Linked DNA regions of Homo sapiens: region 1 is linked to region 2. Evidence: read pairs that join two places in POLR2A ChIA-PET (ENCODE). Cell type or tissue: K562. All regions are shown on one strand.

Region 1 (2,500 bases), 190 kb before region 2:
GACGGAGTTTCACTCGTTGCCCAGGCTGGAGTGCAATGGCACTATCTCAGCTCACTGCAACCTCTGCCTCCTGGGTTCCAGTGATTCTCCTGCTTCAGCCTCCCGAGTAGCTAGGATTACAGGCGCATGCCACTATGCCCAGCTAATTTTGCATTTTGTTTTTTTAGTAGAGACAGGGTTCCACCATGTTGGCCAGGCTGGTCTTGAACTCCTGACTTCAGGTGATCCACCCGCCTCAGCCCCCAAAGTACTGGGATTACAAGCATGAGCCACCGTGCCCGGCCGTCTAATTCTTTTTTAAAGAGCCAGCTTGTGGCCGGGCGCGGTGGCTCACGCTTGTAATCCCAGCACTTTGGGAGGCCGAGGCGGGTGGATCACCTGAGGTCAGGAGCTCGACACCAGCCTGACCAACATGGAGAAACCCTGCCTCTACTAAAAATACAAAATTAGCCAGGGGTGGTGGCACATGCCTATAATCCCAGCTACTTGGGAACTTGATGCTGAGGCAGGAGAATTGCTTGAACCCAGGAGGTAGAGGTTGCTGTGAGCCAAGATTGCGCCATTGGACTCTGGCCTGGGTAACAAGAGCAAAACTCCGTCTCAAAAAAAAAAAAAGAGCCAGCTTGTGCAACATGGTGAGTTCCCATCTCTACAAAAACAATTAGCCAGGCATGGTGGCACGCACCTGTAGTCCCAGCTACTCAGCAGGCTGAGGCAGGAGAATCGACTGAGCCCAGAAGCTCAAGACAGCAGTGAGCCATTATTGTGCCATTGCACTCCAGCCTGGGAAACAGAATGAGACCCTGTCTCGTAAAAAAGAAAGAGTAAGTAGGCTGGGTGTGGTGGCTCACCCCTGTAATCCCAGCACTTTGGGAGGCCAAGGCGGGTGGATCACTTGAGGTCAGGAGTTCAAGACCAGCCTGGCCAACATGGTGAAACCCCATCTGTAGAAAAATACAAAAATTGGCCGGGCATGATGGTGGGTGCCTATAGTCCCAGCTACTCAGGAGGGTGAGGCGGGAGAATCACTTGAACCTGGGAGGTGGAGGGTGCAGTGAGCTGAAATCACACCATTACACTCCAGCCTGGGCGACAGAGCAAGACTCTGTCTCAAAAAAAAAAAAAAAAAAAAAAAGACTATGTAGCTTTTTTTTTTTTTTTTTCAGGTTCTGATTCTCTAATTAAAGGGAGTGGGTAGCTCTTATTTTATAGCATCTGGGAGTGTGGGACCCTGAGCCAGGCCCCAGGAGAGTTGCTAAGTGTTGCCTCTACTGTTCCAGAGATAGTCTGGGAGGAGCATAAGGATGCTGAGGCCCCACTAGTTATCTGTGTGACTTCAGACAAAATTACCTAGCCTGGCTGGGCACAGTGGCTCACGCCTGTAATCCCAGCACTTTGGGAGGCCAAGGTGGGAGGACTGCCTGACGCCAGGAGTTCAAGACCAGCCTGGGAAACACAGGGAGACCCCCATCTCTACAAAAAATTTTTAAAATTAGCTGGGCATGATGGCATGTGCCTGTGGTCCCAGCTACTCGAGAGGCTGAGGTGGGAGGACTGCTTGGCCCCAGGAGGTTGAGGCTGCAATGAGCTGTGATCACACCACTGCACTCCAGCCTAGGTGACAGAGCAAGATCCTGTCTCAAAAAAAAAAAAAATTACCACGCCTATCTGTGTTTGAGTCTCCTCATCTAAGAGTGAGGATGCTGAGAATAACAGTACTGAATCCCCAGGAGGCTGGAAAGATGAAATAAGTTAACACATGCCAAAGTCTGGCTACTTTGCTCCCGCTTAGGTCCTCACCTTCTGGGCCCAGTAATACACGGACTCTGGGTTGTTGATCTCCTTGCCCAGCCGGGCGATCATCTTAGAAGGCGTCCACTTTACACCCTAGGAGAGGATGTGACCTTCAGGCCATGCCTCCCCTGACTCCCACTGAACTGGCCCCTCCAGGTTGCCCCAGCCCCACCTCTGTGTTCTGCTCCATCACCATCTGGTCCAGAATGGGCATCAGCCAGTCCTCAAACTTGCAGTAATTCTCATTGGGCACCAGCAGGTTTCCGATCCTGAGAACAGGAGGCATGTAGGCATCAGGCCCCAGGACCCTTGGTCCAGCTCCCCTGCCCAACACCACTCAGGGTTCTCACCTATTGATCCCGTTCTCCCGGAGCTCCTTCCCCCTGAGGCTAAACTCGCCCAAGTATGTGGGCGCCAGGCACTTGATGAGGTCTTCCTCCACGCCGCCAGCTGTGGTCACCAATACGTCCACCTGCAGCCACAAGGCAGTGAATTTGGCCCAAGAAGGAAGCCCCTGCCCTCATTCTGGGCAGAACTTCTAACCTCATCCTTGTCCAGTGACTCTTATGAGGGAGCTCTGCTACAAAACAAAACTTGATTCTATTCCTCTGCTTATAACAGACCCCTATCTGCCCATCTCACTTAAACGATCAATAACTGCATTGCCCATTGACCCAGAGGCCAAGGCCACGGCCTCACCAGGTCC
Region 2 (2,500 bases):
GAGGACAATTAAGAGGGGCTGCGGGCTGGGCGCGGTGGCTCACGCCTGTAACCCCAGCACTTTGGGAGGCCGAGGCGGGCAGATCACGAGGTCAGGAGTTTGAGACCAGCCTGGCCAATATGGTGAAACCCCATCTCTACTAAAAATACAAAAATTAGCCTGGCATGGTGGCGCTCGCCTGCAGTCCCAGCTACTTAGGAAGCTGAGGCAGAAGAATCCCTTGAACCCGGGAGGTGGATGTTGCAGTGAGCCAAGATTGTGCCACTGCACTCCAACCTGGGCAACAGAGTGAGACTCCATCTCAAACAAACAAACAAACAAACAAACAAAAAAAGAGGGGCTGGGATGAGTCACACCTGTAATCACAGCACTTTGGGAGGCTGAGGCAGAAGGATCACTTGAGCCCAGGAGTCAAGATTAGGGGCAACATAGAGAGACCCCATCTCTACAAAAAACTTAAAAAACTAGTTGGGTTTGGTGGCACACACCTGTGGTCTCAGCTACTCGGAGGCTGAAGTGGGAGGATTGCTTGAGCCTGGGAGGTCGAGGCTGCAGTGAGCTATGATCTCACCACTGCAGTCCAGCTGTGACAACAGAGCTAGACTCTTTCAAAAAAAAAAAAAAAAAAAAAAAAGAGGGGCTGTAAAAGTGGAAGGAGCCAAGAATGGAAGCTGTGCCAAATTTCTAGGATCAGAGAAAAGCATTGTAGGAGGGTCTTGCACATATAGGCAGGCCCAGGAGATGTGAACTGGAAAGGGAGATGTCCAGAGACGGAGGGGGTCCAGGAGATGGTCCTATCCTGTTAGATGTGTTTAGACAGAACTGGGAAAGGCTAGAATAAGAAATGTCTATCTGGAATGAGCATGCCAGGCAAGGTTCAGCCAACTGAAATCCTATTTTCCCTTATAGATAGGAGGAGCTAGGTGGGAGGTGGGTGGGGCCAGAAGGGTATTCTGTTTGTTTGTTTGTTTTTAGTATTCTGTTTTGATCAGTGAGTTTGGCCCAGACAAGTACAGGGATTTGGGTGAGAGGAGCCAGACGGGGTTGAGATAAGTACATTTCTTCCCACTCTTATAGGTGGGTTGTAGTGGAAGAGGCGGGACTAGAGGCAGGTGGGACCAAGTTGGTTTTGTTTGGATGTGTTTCTAGCCTGGACTGGGAGTGGCCAAAAGGTTGGGCAGGACCTGAAGTGGGAGGAGGGAGGAGCCAAGCAGCACTGAGTTAAGGGAAGTTCTGTCTTGATAGGTGGGTTGTAGTGAAAGACGGAGGGACTAGAGGGGTGGGCAGGACTAGAAGAGGTTGTTTTTGGCCGGGCGAGGTGGTTCACACCTGTAATCCCAGCACTTTGGGAGGCCGAGGTGGGTGGATCACCTGAGGTCAGGAGTTTGAGACCAGCCTGACCAACATGGTGAAACCCCATCTCTACTAAAAATACAAAAATTAGCTGGGAGTGGTGGCTCACTCCTGTAGTCCCACCTACTCAGGAGGCTACTCACGAAGCTGAAGCACGGTAATCGCTTGAACCCGGGAGGTAGAGGTTGCAGTGAGCCGAGATCGTGCCATTGCACTCCAGCCTGGGCGACAAGAGCGAAACTTCGTCTCAAAAAAAAAAAAAAAAATGGTTTTGTTTGGATGAGTGTTTGTAGCCAGAATTGGGAGTGGCCTAAAGTTGGGCGGGGCCTGAAGTAGGAGGAGCTAAAGGAAGTTCTATCTTGATAGGTGGATTGTAGTGGAAGAGGGAGGAGCTAGAGAGGTGGGCGGGGCAGAACAGGTTGGTTTTGTTTGGATGCTTGTTTCTAGCTTGGACTAGGAGTGGCCAAAGGGGGTGGGTGGGGACTGAAGTGGGAGGAGCCAAGCAGCACTGAGCTAAAGGAAGTTCTTTATCTTGATAGGTGGGTTGTAGCTGGAGAGGGAAGGGCCAGAAGGGGTGGGTGGTTACCGTTGTGAGGCCGTGAAATGGGAGGAGCCCTGAGCTCTGGCGTCCAGGTCAAGGACGCTTGGCCCCCTCCCTGTCCCGCAGCAAGAAGCGCAGCTCCCTCTTCCGGAAGATCACGAAGCAGTCGAACCTGCTGCATACTAGCCGCTCGCTGTCGTCGCTGAACCGCTCGCTGTCATCCAGCGATAGTCTCCCGGGCTCGCCTACGCACGGGCTGCCGGCGCGCTCGCCCACGCACAGCTACCGCTCCACGCCTGACTCCGCCTACCTAGGTATTACCTCCTGCACCTGCGCGGGGACCGAGCAGCGCGGGGTGGCCTGGCTGGTGCTTGGGCTGTACTCACTCGCTTCACCTCCTGTCTCCCGCAGGCGCCTCATCCCAGAGCAGCTCCCCAGCCTCGAGCACGCCCAACTCGCCTGCGTCGTCGGCGTCGCACCACATTCGGCCCAGCACGCTGCACGGACTGTCGCCAAAGCTCCATCGCCAGTACCGCTCTGCGCGATGCAAGTCGGCCGGCAACATCCCTCTATCGCCGCTGGCACACACGCCGTCCCCCACGCAGG

What was found. ChIA-PET counts read pairs that join two places held together with the same protein. Peaks named below come from ENCODE experiments on the same cell type or tissue, not always from the same donor. Only the 100,000 strongest peaks of a DNase experiment are listed, where the experiment ranks them.
Region 1: POLR2A ChIA-PET joins it to region 2 with 5 read pairs; 8 of 35 experiments call an interaction of 5 or more read pairs at or near these places.

Annotation. Positions count from the first base shown.
Region 1 is chr19:12,677,657-12,680,156 of GRCh38, forward strand. It overlaps DHPS (deoxyhypusine synthase), which reads right to left. Exons shown (of 9, transcript NM_001930.4): 3 at 2,145-2,266; 4 at 1,967-2,063; 5 at 1,801-1,887. Among named protein-coding and RNA genes, the nearest start is that of DHPS, 3.0 kb to the right of the region's middle. In K562, no CTCF peak of the experiment used is centred here; no DNase peak of the experiment used is centred here.
Region 2 is chr19:12,871,304-12,873,803 of GRCh38, forward strand. It overlaps MAST1 (microtubule associated serine/threonine kinase 1), which reads left to right. Exons shown (of 26, transcript NM_014975.3): 25 at 2,021-2,208; 26 at 2,306-2,500. Among named protein-coding and RNA genes, the nearest start is that of DNASE2, 8.9 kb to the right of the region's middle. In K562, no CTCF peak of the experiment used is centred here; DNase peaks (open chromatin) are centred at 1,158 and 1,888.